2 separate regions of the Homo sapiens genome follow, and region 1 is linked to region 2. Evidence: read pairs that join two places in POLR2A ChIA-PET (ENCODE). Cell type or tissue: OCI-LY7. All regions are shown on one strand. Each heading gives the region's core, and the rest is flanking DNA. Links, peaks and the distances in the headings are about the cores only. Region 1 holds the start of LOC105378483 (a long non-coding RNA gene). Region 2 holds the start of LOC124902499 (a long non-coding RNA gene).

The links. Peaks named below come from ENCODE experiments on the same cell type or tissue, not always from the same donor. Only the 100,000 strongest peaks of a DNase experiment are listed, where the experiment ranks them.
Region 1: POLR2A ChIA-PET joins it to region 2 with 7 read pairs; 2 of 35 experiments call an interaction of 5 or more read pairs at or near these places.

What each region holds. Positions count from the first base shown.
Region 1 is chr10:110,560,042-110,567,376 of GRCh38, forward strand. LOC105378483 (a long non-coding RNA gene) reads right to left here and starts at 7,267. Exons shown (of 2, transcript XR_946318.2): 1 at 6,992-7,267; 2 at 4,460-4,972. RefSeq lists an enhancer at 5,957-6,659. In OCI-LY7, for the core only: no CTCF peak of the experiment used is centred there; no DNase peak of the experiment used is centred there.
Region 2 is chr10:110,854,939-110,862,273 of GRCh38, forward strand. LOC124902499 (a long non-coding RNA gene) reads right to left here and starts at 3,919. Exons shown (of 2, transcript XR_007062287.1): 1 at 3,698-3,919. It overlaps LOC124902500 (a long non-coding RNA gene), which reads left to right and starts at 5,601. Exons shown (of 2, transcript XR_007062288.1): 1 at 5,601-6,233. RefSeq lists a cis regulatory region at 2,647-3,016, enhancers at 2,852-2,981, 3,022-3,151, 4,437-4,936, 5,434-5,563, 5,834-6,143 and a silencer at 6,424-6,493. In OCI-LY7, for the core only: no CTCF peak of the experiment used is centred there; DNase peaks (open chromatin) are centred at 2,813 and 3,797; H3K4me3 peaks cover 1,853 bases; H3K27ac peaks cover 2,833 bases.

The DNA.
Region 1 (7,335 bases), core at 1,304-5,303, 290 kb before region 2:
ACCATAGATGCTTTTCACCTGTTCAAGAACTTCATATACATAGAATTACACAGTGTGTATTCATCAGGGGAAAGCTGTTTTCACTCAGTAGAATACATATATTTTTTCCTTTTTGTGGAGAATGGGGTCTTGCAATGTTGCCCAGGCTGGTGTCAAACTTCTGGGCTCAAGCGTTCCTTACACCTCTCCATCCCTAAGTGTTCGGATTACAGGCATGAGTTACCGCCCCCGGCCACACTCAATATAATATTTTGGAGATTCAGCCACGTCACGGCATGTGTCTGTAGTTCACGTCTCTTTTTTTTTTTTTTTTTCTTTTTTGAGATGGAGTCTTGCTCTTGTTGCCTAGGCTGGAGTGCAGTGGCACGATCTCGGCTCACTGCAACCTCTGCCTCCCGGGCTCAAGCGATTCTCCTGCCTCAGCCTCCTGAGTAGCTGGGACTACAGGTGTGCACCAGCATGCCCAGCTAATTTTTATATTTTTAGTAGAGATGGGTATTCACCATGTTGGCCAGGATGGTCTCGATCTCTTGACCTCGTGATCCACCCACCTTGGCCTCCCAAAGTGCTGGGATTACAGGCATGAGCCACTATGCCTGGCCAAACCTCCCTTTTCCTAGTAACTTGTTTTTTGCATTTCATTGCTTTCTCCCAAAAATACTTATACTAGATTTAGGGATTTTGTATTAAATATCTTTTAAATTATAAAAGATAATTTAAACCAGAAAATGTATCAGCTTACGTTACTGTTAAATAATGTAGTTTTGTGTTTAACTTTCTAGTGATACAGTTACTACTGAGTGAAAAATTGGGAATCTGGAACCTGGCATATTTGAATCTATGCCAGAATTTGGATTTCTGCATTAATCTAAATAGCTGAAGCTTTGTGTAAAGACGATCTAAACCTGAGATTTCAATAGCACATTTGAAATTATGATGTATTTCAATTATATACAGCACTGTTATATTTTATGAAATAGTTCAAGAATGACTTAGATAATCTACACATTATCATCTGTACATGGTCTAAGTATCGGTATGGTTCAAAGATTCACTGTTGAAATATTTTCCTAGGTTTTTCCAGCTTTATTAAGATATATTTCACATACAATAAAATTTACCCATTTAAAATATGGAGTTGTTATTTTCACTATATTCAAGAAGTCATGCAACCATCATTACAATATAATTTTAGGATATTTTCAACACTCCCTTTCCTCCCCTAAAAAACAAACCTGTACTCCATTTTCAAACCTTCCCTTCCAATCCCCAGCCCCAGGCAGCCACTGAACTGTTTTCTGTCTCTGTGGATTTTCCTATTCTGGAAAGTGCCTAAATGTTTTCCAAAGTGGCTGCATCATCTTACAATCCCACCAGCAACATACGAGGCTTTCAATTTCTCCATATCCCAGCCAACACCTGTTATTGTCTGCCTTTTTATTTTAGCCATCCTAGTGGGTATGAAGTGGTATCTGACTGTGGTTTTGATTGACATTCCTCTGATGACTAATGATGTCGAGCATCTTTTCACACGTTTATTGGCCATTTGTTTATCTTCTTTGGAGAAATGTGTATTCAAATCTTTTGCCCATTTTTAAAGTGGGTTGTTTGTCTTTTATTGTTGAGTTGTGAGAGTTCTTTATATATTTTGGATATATATATACACACACACACACACACACACACACACACACACACACACACGTAAATTGTCAGGTATACAATTTGCAAATATTTTCTCCCAGTCTATATCTTTTCACTTCTGTTAGTGAACAACAGTTTTGAGGAAGTACAATTAATCTTTGTGTGTGTTACTTTGCTTTGGCAATGCATTACAGAAACCACTGCCAACACAAGGTCACAACGATTTACTCCTATGTTTCCATCTGGGGGTCTTGTAGTTTTAGCTCCTAGGTTTGCTAAATAAAATTTATAGAAAGTCATTGGTTTTCATGGAGCTCCTGCACTAGACCCAACAGACCAAACCAAAATGGATTTACTCATATTGAAGTTCCACAACACCATGCCAAAACTAAGTTGTTTATCTGAACTTTCAAGAAATCAAGAGAGAGAGAAAATAGCCAAATTCCCAAATAGGCCTGTTTTAGCCAGCATGATGAGGAAGCTTCCTCTGCTTTAACCTTTACAAGGAGAGCAACTTTGAAACAGCTGTGTTTTGTTTTCTGTCTGCTTTCCTCAGCCCTTTTCTATCTAGAAAGCCATGATCTTCTGCTCAACTCACCAGAATGTGCATTCTTTTTCATAGAATGAGGTGTTGCTTGATTCTAGAATCACAAGTAAAGCCAATTAAGATCTTTAAACTAAATTCATTATAATTTTGTCTTAGGACGTGTTTAAGTCTATAACCCATAGGGGTTTGTGGCTATGGTTCATAGACCATGTTGTTCTAGGAGTAAGATAAGTTGGCAGCCAGTGACGGTGTGTACATCTTCACTTACATACCAAATTAGATTAGGCTTGAGCGAGCACAAGCTGATGTCAGTCCCTGCAATGGAAAGTCTCAACCCCTCATCCAGTTTATGTACGGGAGGCAGATCTCACACCACAGCCCATCAACTGAAGGGGAAGCTGAGTCCCAAGGAAGGTGTATTTTCTCCTTGGGTATATTCAGTATCATTTCTTTCAATCTGACCCTAAAACTTAACAGAGTAACTGAACCCTAGGAAAAGGGGAACACCCAGATCTTTTGAGTGCTGTTGGACATAGGATCTGAGCTGACACTGAGCTCAAACATGTTTATGGCTCCCCTGATCCAGTGGAGGTGTACAAAGGCCAGGTGATACATGAAGTCCTGGCTCAAGTCTGTTTCACATTCGTTGCACTAGGTCCATAAACCCATCCTGCGGCAATTTCCCTGACCAATGAGCACACAGTCAAAATGGATTTTTTTCTCTTTTTTGAGATGGAGTCTCACTCTGTCACCCAGGCTGAAGTGCAGTGGTGTGATCTTAACTCACTGCAACCTCCGCCTCCTAGATTCAAGCAATTCTCCTGCCTCAGTCTCCCTAGTAGCTGGGATTACAGTTGCAGGCCACCATGCCTGGGTAATTTTTGTATTTTTAGCAGAGATGGGGTTTTGCCATGTTGGCTAGGCTGGTCTCAAACTCCATTTGGGTTATATAAGCCCCAAATTGTAACTGCCCTTTTGAGTCACATTTCTTTGTGAACTCCCACATGTACGTATGTGATTAAAATCTGCTTTTTCTTTTGCTAGTGTGTCATCCAGGCTGGAGTGCAGTGGCACAGTCATGATTCACTGCAGCCTTGAACGCCTAGGTTCAAGCCGTCCTCCCACCTCAGCCTCCGGAGTAGCTGGGACTACAGGCGATCGCCGCCAAGCCTTAAGCTCCTGTCCTCTTATGTTCATGGATTCCCCCCACTCCACACCTCACCCATAAACATAAAAGGGCAGAGGAAAAGTTTCTTTCTCCTCAACGCTATTAGGACACATTCATGCTAGAGGTAATCAGTAAATATCTGTTCAATGAATGAATGAATAATGGGGGGTGAGGTGGTCCCAGAGTGTTTGGTCAGTTTTCTCCTGGCATTTTGATCTTTCAGTTTAGCTCTTTGCTGTCTTTTCCCAGGGATTTGCTGACTACAAGTTTGGCTATGAACTAATAACAAAAATAGCTAACACTATGTCTTGTGCCAGTTATTTTAAATAAATCATCCTAATTTACCTGCAAGGAAATTTCCATAGATATCATTAAAATCTTTACTTATAGATGAGGAAACAGGCTTCAGGAGGTTAATCTTCCCCAGGTCATACATCAGCAAGTGATAGAGCCAGGATGTGACCCGGCTCTCCCAAAGTCTGACCACTGACTGTTGGGGCAAATGTCTATCTGCATCTTTGCTGCCTGGAAAGGCAGAGAATATTCCCATTTTATCTACAGAAAGTCACATGGTAAAATGACATGTCCCAACTCATGGAATTTGTCAAATGGAGTCAGCATAAGACCCTTGGGTTTCCAACCCAATGCAAAATAAGTACCCTTGCTCCTCACAGCATCAGTGAGAAAAATCTAAGACAGACCATACACATGATAGCACTTTGAAGCTGGGTGAGGAGCTACACAAATATACGGGATTATGATTGTTGTGTGTCTGTGCTTTGAGCATTAGAGACTCCCTTCTTAAAGAGACTTATGATTAGTGTCTCTTTTTCCCCTCCTCCCACTCCAGTGTGTCTAAGTGATCATGCTGAATCAATCTGAGGTGGGGTTGGGGGAGAGAAATAAAAACACTGAGGAGGTGATGCCATGTGTTGTTAATGGGATGTTTAGATGTAAAATGATGTTACCAAGCAAAAAGGGCTCAGTGCTTGATGTGCTAGAAGCCAATACTATGATACCGGGTTTTTGAGAAAAGAAAAGCTTTTTATTGCAAGTTGACTAAAAAGACAGGAATCCAGCTCGAATCTGTCTCTCTGTGCTAGGTTTAAAGCAGTAATTTTATTAGAAAAAAATTCATGGGTGGATTCTGGGATTAGTAGGTGATTGGCGGAAGGAAAGCGGAGGTCTAGAAAGTGCTGAGGCATGCACAGTTACCTCTTCATGCCACCACATGGATCATATGTCAAACTCGGGGAGTTTGTATGAACCATGCACTGGAAATTCAGGCTGTGATGTTAGCAAACCATTCTGCACAAACTCCAGTTAGTCATGTTGATTGCAAGCAATTTCAGTCAGTTTTTTAATATTACAAGTGGAGGGAGTTTCAGCAAGTTGTTTCTTTTCTCATCTGCTATCCTGCAAACTCAAGAATTTGTTAGTCACAGACTTCTTTAACTCTTTGGGGCACTGTTTCAAGGCTGCAGTTCTCCGTTGTTTAGCTATGAGCTAGTAGGCACTGTGCGGCTGGCATTCTGCTTTATGGTGGCAATTTCTTTCAGGAATGTCCCTTTGCTTCCAGATAGTTCATAGGTTTGAATAACTATTTATCCTGGCTAAAGGAGATCAATATGTTCGACTCCTACGTACTTACCAGAAGAGAATGATGCTCCTAAGGGGGATGAAAGGTGGGTGGAATGGGGACATAGGGAGCTTTTAAACACCAGTAGCTGGCATATGTAAGCCCTGCACGGTGGTAAGTACTTTGCTTCTGTGCATTTTTCACTCATAAATATATACTGAGTACTTTCTGTGAATTAGTTACTAAGTAACAGCAGGAACAAAATGAAGTCCCTTCTCTCTTGGATTTATATTCGTGCAGAGATAGACAATAAATACATAAATATAAATAAAAGCATTACATTCTCAAAATCACCTTTTGATTATTTTAGGTTTTTCGCTGATCTTTTTTTCTGCCTATATAAATTATATAAGCTAATTGTATAAGCTTCATTTAATATGGAAAAGCCTAAGGAAGAAAGTAAAACTCCCATCACTGTGAAAGCCATTCAAATGTTTTAGTCACCATCTTTTCATATTTTGCCTACATATGTATAAACAATTTTAGGTAGATAGGATTATCTTATACATCCTGTTTGTAATTCTAAATATGATGGAGTTTTATCATCTTCATTTTATAGACTAGGAAGTGGAGGCTTAGAATTTTTTTTTTTGAGACAGAGTCTCGCTCCATCACCCAGGCTGGAGTGCAGTGTCAGTCTCGGCTCACTGCAACCTCTGCCTCCTGGGTTCAAGTGATTCTCCTGCCTCAGCTTCCTGAGTAGCTGAGATTACAGGCGTCTGCACCACGCCCAGCTAATTTTTGTATTTTTAGTAGAGACGGAGTTTTGCCATGCTGAGCCTCCACTTCCTAGTCTATAAAATGAAGATGATAAAACTCCATCATATTTAGAATTACAAACAGGATGTATAAGATAATCCTATCTGCCACGTTGGCCAGACTGTTCTGAAACTCCTGACCTCAAGTGATCCACCCACCTGGGCCTCCCAAAGTGCTGGGATTACAGGCGTGAACCACCATACCTGTCCTAAGCTTTAAATAATACAACTAAAATCTAGAAGTAAAATGTTTAGATTGAGTGCAGTGGCTCATTCCTGTAATCCCAGCATTTAGGGAGGCAGAGGTGGGAGGATCGCTTGAGGCCAGAAGTTAGAGACCAGCCTGGGCAACATAAGGAGACCTGGTCTCTACAAAAACAAAAAAAAGCTGGGCTTGGTGGCCACAGCCTGTAGGCTGAGGTGGGAGGATGGCTTGAACCCAGGAGTTTGAGGCTGCAGTGAACCATGACCGAGCCACTATGCTCCAGCTCCACCCTGGGTGACAGAGCAAGATCCTGTCAAAAAAAAAAAAAAAAGTTAGAAATAAAGAAAAGAAAATGCTTACATATTTATTTAATTTATTTTGAGACAGTCTCGCTCTGTTGCCCAGGCTGGAGTGCAGTGGCGCGATCTTGGCTCACTGCAACCTCTGCCTCCTGGATTCAAGCAATTCTCCTGCCCCAGCCTCCCGACTAACTGGGATTACAGGCACCCGCCACGACGCCCAGCTAATTTTTGTATTTCGAGTAGAGACGGGGGTTTCGCCATGCTGGCCAGGCTGGTCTTGAACTCGTGACCTCAGGTGATCCTCCCCCCTCAGCCTCCCAAAGTGCTGGGATTACACGCTTGAGCCACTCGACCAGGCCTATTTATTTTTTTAAACCAAGGGCTGGATAGGATTTGATCCGGGCTCCAGATAAAGGACTCCTAGGGAGATACCCTGGTTAGCAGAGGCAGTTAGGAGGCTACTAAAAATAGTTCAATCTAGAAATAATTAGGGCCAGAATTGTCTCCAGCAGCGGGCGGGGGTGGGGCTGGGGATGATTTGGGTAGTTATTTTGTTCTCTTCCCAGCAAGTAATTTCAGAGCAGCCCAGAGATTCATTTTCTAAACAAATGATGTTTTTCTCCCAAGACTGACAAGGATCAGACAGACCTAGGGTTGCCACTAGCACCTAGTATCTTTCAGGCTGTTTTCTTTTGTTTTTAAAGTGGATTAAAAGCTTTCAGCCTTACCTAAATCTTTGTTGCAATTGTACAGATCTGCCTAGATTTATAGCAGATGGTAGAACAGAAACAGTTCCCGACGGAATTAATCATCACATTATTAAAACAAATTTTCGAGCATTGACAAATCCCTTCGGGGTTGTCCTCCGAGTGGGCAATTCGTAACCAGCTTGGGGCGTGCTAAGATTGTAAACGTTCCTATGGAGAGCGATAACAAAGGGGCAGCAGTGACTCCGCACACAGAATTCCAAGAATCACCAGCATTCCATGTGTTCCAAGGCTAGCACAGTGCGCGCGAGGTCCGCTTTTTTAAACAGCGCGGAATCACGTGGCCGACAGCCCGCGGCGCTACT
Region 2 (7,335 bases), core at 1,119-5,118:
GCAGCCCCATGCTTCTTGGGTGCCTCTCCTTATCCCAGGGCACAGTGAGTCCCAGACAGAGGTGTGTAGCTCAATGGGTTGCATTTCTCTACAAGCCCACAGTGTTTACCCCGATGTGAAGATAACAGCTCCACTCACTGAACAAAGACATTTCTTCTGATTGCAAATTTTATTTCCCAATTCCCCCTTTTAGCGCCTCCCACAGTGGGTGTGGCATCTGTGTTGGGAAAAGTTCACACTCTAAATACAAGTGAAGGCATAATGAATTTACGTTCCAGGCCAACTCATCAACAAGCATGTTTGTTAGTATCATTTCTAAGAAGTCTTCAAGAATAATTCAACACCAGCCGGGCATGGTGGCTCATGCCTGTAATCCCAGCACTTTGGGAGGCCAAGGCCAGTGGATAACCTGAGGTCAGGAGTTCGAGACCAACCATGGCCAATATGGTGAAACCCTATCTCTACTAAAAGTACAACATTCGCTGGGTGTGTTGGTGCATGCCTGTAATCCCAGCTACTTGGGAGGCTGAGGAAGGAGAATAGTTTGAACCCGGGAGGCAGAGGTTGCAGTGAGCCAAGATCGCACCACTGCACTCTAGCCTGGATGACAATAGCAAAACTCTGTCTCAAAAAAAGAAAGAAAGAAGAATTCCAGACCAAAGTGACTGCTCCTCACTGTCCTAGTGGTTAATTTGGGTAGTGTTTTATACATTTTCAGTACAATAGCATCTCTATTATTTGATTTGATCCTTGGACAAAACTCTGGCATGCAGAGAACAGGTATAATTGTGTCCTCCAGAGCACTCGTGAAAGAGTTATGTATTTTCCCATATATGAAATTTCAAGATATTGAAAAGTTTCCCCCTTAAGCACCAAAACTTTATTTACTAGAAACATTTGTAAGAAAATTTTCCTAAAATAACATTCGGTAAAGCCCTGCCTTGTTAAACAGTAGTTACAGAGTACAATCATTTGAAATTTCCTTGGAAAGCCTTTGTAAGCATCAATTGTCATACCAGGCTCCTAGGCAGATGGCTTTGTAGATACTGCCACGTGTAAATGCCTTTGCCCTAGTACTAAACGGTTCCCATTGCTTTGGAAGATCTTGCTTCTGCCCTACAGTTTTTCTTTCCATTTCCTTGCTCTCTCTCTGCTTTTTTATGTTTCTATCAGCAATCAGTGTGCCTATCTCTAGCAGCTGAACTTCCTGCTCATCAATTGTTTGTCATCTATGATAGGCTCGGAAGCCAGAAAACCAAGCATATTCTCAACATGAACAGGCAACCTACAACATGGGAGAAAATTTTCGCAACCTACTCATCTGACAAAGGGCTAATATCCAGAATCTACAATGAACTCAAACAAATTTACAAGAAAAAAACAAACAACCCCATCAAAAAGTGGGCGAAGGACATGAACAGACACTTCTCAAAAGAAGACATTTATGTAGCCAAAAAACACATGAAAAAATGCTCATCATCACTGGCCATCAGAGAAATGCAAATCAAAACCACTATGAGATATCATCTCACACCAGTTAGAATGGCAATCATTAAAAAGTCAGGAAACAACAGGTGCTGGAGAGGATGTGGAGAAATAGGAACACTTTTACACTGTTGGTGGGACTGTAAACTAGTTCAACCATTGTGGAAGTCAGTGTGGCGATTCCTCAGGGATCTAGAACTAGAAATACCGTTTGACCCAGCCATCCCATTACTGGGTATATACCCAAATGACTATAAATCATACTGCTATAAAGACACATGCACACGTATGTTTATTGCGGCATTATTCACAATAGCAAAGACTTGGAACCAACCCAAATGTCCAACAATGATAGACTGGATTAAGAAAATGTGGCACATATACACCATGGAATACTATGCAGCCATAAAAAATGATGAGTTCATGTCCTTTGTAGGGACATGGATGAAATTGGAAGCCATCATTCTCAGTATACTATCGCAAGAACAAAAAACCAAACACCGCATATTCTCACTCATAGGTGGGAATTGAACAATGAGATCACATGGACACAGGAAGGGGAATATCACACTCTGGTCTGGGGACTGTGGTGGGGTGGGGGGAGGGGGAAGGGGGAAGGGATAGCATTGGGAGATATACCTAATGCTAGATGACGAGTTAGTGGGTGCAGCGCACCAGCATGGCACATGTATACATATGTAACTAACCTGCACAATGTGCACATGTACCCTAAAACTTAAAGTATAAAAAAAAAAAAAAGTTAAAAAAAAAAAAAAACAACCAAGAAAACACAGGCTCCAGGAGGAGCTCTAAGGGATTTTTATCTGAGTAAAGGGGATAGACTGATAAGAGAGGTCATTTCTTCTGCTCGTTCACAGGTCTTTTGAGATTTTCTTTGCTTTCACACTGATGTGGTTTTACTGCACTAGCTCCATTTTACGGATGGGGACATGGATGCCAATAAGACAAGATGACTCAGTCAAGGCCACATGGCAAGTGAGTGGGTGTCTTCCTCCATCCATGGCCCTGTCAGTTTTGGCTTGGATGAGCCAAGTGGTAGAAGCGTGACTGGGGCAAAGCTCACCAGCACCTCTCCTGGACTTTTCTTCAGAAGAGAGGGTCAGCAGTAGCCCCTCTGGGAGGTTTAAACAACTCCATGATACACCTGGATCCCTTCTGCTAATGCAGCAGGCCCCTTCATTTCCAGAAATTAGAGCTTGCCAAACAGCTGTGTTTACATTCAGAGCCGTAGTTTATCGCTGCTGGTCCTGGAAGGGATTGTTCAAGCTTATCTTCTCTAGATAGCAACGTGCTGAGGGTTGCACAATTCTGACCTAGATTGAAATCAGCTGCAAAACACCTAGTCCTGAACACACACACGCACACGTCTCAGGAGACTCAAGGCACTGCAACTCACTGACACATTCTCTCCTCAACAGGCCAACTCTCTCCCATAATCCTGGGACCTGGGCCAAGGCAAGGCGGTACGGCAGCAAAGGTCCCAGGGGACTTTGTTGAGGCAGGACTGTTTCCCTGAGCTGGGTGCCGGCCTCCTGCCCCATGTGCCTCATTCTCTTGTCTTTCATGCAGGGAGACAGCTGGGTGAGAGGGCACAGAGAAGAAAGACAGTAGGCATCATGCTGCAGAAGATTCAGGGCCAGAACAAAGGGCAGCCATTGACAGCTGCACATTTTATGCAAATCTTGAACGGTTTCATCCAGGGAACAAAACCCTTGTGAAAATGGTGGAAAAGGGCCCTTTCCCTTTTAGAAATTCTACGGTCTGACTACTCCAGATGGTAGAAGACTAACAAAAAGCTCCAGCCCCCATGGCTCTGATCTGCCCACTGCCTGGTCAGAAACCTTTAAGAGCTTTCAACAGTTGGCCCTATAAAGTCCAAACTCATTCAAGACTCTTTATGGACTGGCCACATCTTTAGCTCCCTCCCAGCCCAGAGTCACCCTCTGCCTGCTCTCAACCTTCCTGGTCTTTTATCTGTACCCCTCCTTGTGCACTTATCACTTTCCACTATGTACAATGGTTGTTTTTATGAGTCTTATCATTCCTGCTGGCCTAGTCTATCAGTTCCTTAAGGGCAGGGCCTATGCTTGTTTATCTTTGTACGTTGAAGCTTTAGTATGGTATGCATTATGGGGTGCCCAATAAAATTTATTGAATTAAACCAGGGACTCTCCCACAGGGATGAACTTACCTTGAGAAAGACATCTAAATTCCTCACTGAACCCAGGAGCAGGAAGGACACCTTCACCCCAGCCTGCATAGGAAGTGTTTCAGATAGTAATCTCAAGGTCATGTGGTCCAACTCTTCTATTTCAGGAGATGAAGAGACTGAGATCCAAGTGTTGGGCTAGGGACAGTAGATGTTATGAGTTTCATCTATAGGTGAGGGAGCTGAGGCTCTGGCAGCAGAAGTCACTTTCTCTTTTTTTTTTTTTTTTTTTTTTTTGTGATGGACTCTTGCTCTGTTGCCCAGGCTGGAGTGCAGTGAAATGATCTCAGCTCACTGTAACCTCTGCCTCCTAGATTCAAGCAATTCTCCTACCTCAGCCTCCTGAGTAGCTGGGATTACAGGCATGTGCCACCACGCCCAGCTAATTTTTGTATTTTTAGTAGAGACAAGGTTTCATCATGTTGGCCAGGCTGGTCTTGAACTCCTGACCTCATGATCCACCTGCCTCGGCCTCCCAAAATGTTGGGATTACAGGCATGAGGCACCGCGCCCGGCTAGAAGCCACTTTCCTAATGTCAGGAAGGTAGAAGGTGGTAGATTTAAAGGGATTTAAAGCAGGGTCTGCCTGACTCAGAAGCTTATTTTCTGTTGTGAAGGAGCCCACCTACAGCCTCCGCCCCTGAACATCCAGCTGCCCTGCTGGTTTCCCAGAACAGGACTCTGTCTGGCCAAGCCCTGGGGCTGGTTGGACACTGAGGTAGGCAGCACCTGGCTTGGGTGCATTTGGAGCTCCATGGCTGGAGAAGCTGTTTATGAACTCTGCCCATCCAAGGCCTGGCAGCACAGCTACCCCAGCTGGGTCTTTTCACAGAAGGCCTGTCGGGCAGGTCCTAGAACATCACACAGAGCCTTTGTCCAGAAGGCATGGTGTTTTCCAGTGAGAAGTTTGCATTGCCTACACTGGCAGGAGGCAAGGGAAGTGGAGACCACCAGCCTTTTGCCAGCAGGAGTCTGCTCCCAGAGGGAAAAGGGGAGGAGAGGGAGCTCAGGCCAAGAAGGACCCAAGTGGAAACTCGAGAGGGAAATGGCCTCGGCAGTATTTAGGGCAGTAGATTGGGAACTCCTTAAGAGCTGGAATTGAGTTTTGTGTTGAAACAGCTCAGGCTAATTTCAAATCTCAAGCCTGCCCTTTACTGCTTGTGAGGCCTTGGGCGATTTTTTTGACCTTTCTGAACCTTAATTTCCTCATTTGTTGTGTGAGGGGGATAATAGCAGTATCTTGCTGGATGTGATGAGGATCAGAGACCAAGGAGTACGCAGGCACACAGCAGTCACTCAATAAATGGTGGAGTCCACATACATTTTTGTAAGCATTCCTTCTGTTTCTGGATTTATGAACTGATAAAAGGCCAGGGCTGCAGAGGACACCCAGGCAATGGTGTCACATGACTGTTAACTGAGAAAAGGAAACGAAATTACCAGGAGTAAACCCACATTTAGAGGAACTTTGGCCCAGAAACAGCTGGGGGTAAGGCAATCTGTTTCTAGTTAGGAAGCAGCCAATGGAAGAACTGTGAAATTCTTCAGTTGTTGCTAGAGCTGTTGCTTCATAAATGTTCTAAACTTAGCATGTGTATGGGGGTGTGTGTGTATCTATGTGGTGTGTATGGGGGTGTATGTGTGTGGTGTATGGCATGTATGTATGTGTGTGGTGTATGGCATGTATGTATATGTGTGTGTGATGTATGTGTATTATGTGTATATATATATATGTGGTGTACATGCTTCTCTACGGTAAGATTGTGGAAGCCTTGTCTTTCTCACCTTCAACAGTGCTCAATAGTACAGGAAGGAAAGACACATATTTATTTTAGAAATGCTTGATCCTTTAGTATATGTTTTTTCTATAATTCTCCCAGTGGCTCTCAGACAAGGAAAGTGAGGCTCAGAGAGGCTTCTTGTTTAAACTCAACCTGCTGGTTAGTGCCAGAGGTCCACCCTGGGCTTAGATCTGCTTGACAACAGTAGGCATTGTTGGCTTGACTCCTAAAAGAAGAAGGCCACAAATGCAAATACAGTCGGGGTTTTGTTCTATGGTCTGCTCTTCAGGCAACTTTTCTTGTGGTATGTCACCTAGGTACCTGTGTTCTGTTCTGGCTCTCAGACTTGCAACTTCCTGCACAGCACGTTGTCACTCTGGTTTTATTTTTGTCAGCTCTTCCTCTGAACCAGGCCTCACCCCAGAGAAGCAGACTCAGGGAGGGCAGGAACAGCTCTGGGGCTATTGGGCCTAGCCCCTGGGCTGATGTAGAAGCATCAGTTCTGCCTCAGGCTGGGACAGCTGGAGTGTCAGCCTGCGCGTTCTGCCTGGGATCCAGCATGGCTGCGGTCCCTGGAGGGCTTCAGCTTCCCGCCATTCCTGGGAGGCCTCTACAGATGGCCACAGTTCACCTTCTGGCAAATTCACAGCAAACTCAAGCATGAGCTGCAAGTGCTGAGGACAGCTTATTGCAGTTCATTCTCCTGAGTAACTCCACACACACCTAGCAAATGACAGGTAGGCATCTGCCGGGCTAAACCAGGAAGTAAAACTCTGTGGGCAGCCTCAGACAGGCTCTTGTACAGAAAATAGAAATCTTATTAGTTCCTTTAGTCTTTCACCAAACATTTATTGACAACCACCTGCCTACAATAAGCCTGATGCAGGGGCAAGGTTTTTGCCTTTCAGAAGGCCACAGTCCAGTGGGGAACTGATGTCAAAACAAACAGCTGAGCTTGGGGAGCAGCATGATAACAGATAGGCATATCATGGCAGGAATGGAGGAAGAGTCTCTTCACTCTGCCCTGGCCTGGGGAAAACTTCTCATGGGAAGCATTACTTTACCTAAGCCTGAAGGATCAGTTAGATTTCAATAAGTAAAAATAATATCGAAAGCTATTAAAGTATTATTATTATTTATTAGATACTTGCAATATGTCAAGCATCCTACTAAGTACTTTACAAACATTATTTCATTTAATTTGAATAACATCCCTAATTCAACGATACTGTAATTATCCCCATTTTACAGGTGAGGAAACTGAGGATCAGAAAATGTGAAATAACTCACTCAAAACTAGGAAATAGAAGAACAAATAGTCAAACCAACTTCTGCAGATTCCAGAGCCCAGGCTTTTATGCTTTTTAATATGTTCAAAAAATATAATAATATAAATAGGTAAATGTCTTGTTCCCCTCCTGGCATCTCCTGCTGGTCTCTGTATATCCCATACACACCAACTGCCTGCTGCCCTTATAGATGTAAACAGTTACATTGGTTTTTTATATGTTATTCAGTGTTTATGTCAATATAAATGAGTCTGAGTAAATATTCTTATTTACCCCTCTTTCTTATTCAAAAGTGGCATATATTAACACTGATTTGTACTTAATGTAGTCTTGGAGAGCTTTTTATTGGAGTATATAGCAATCTTCCTCATTCTTTTGCACAGTTGTATAGTACTCATTTGCTGAGCCCAGGCTTTCAAACACAAGGCAAAGTTCAGCTGGAAACATATAGGTAGGCTTTGCTAAACTGTCTAAATTTCATGAGGCACCAAGGAGCAAAGGGGTAATGATATGGATTTATTTTTAGAAGATTCCTTATATTAGGTAGGAA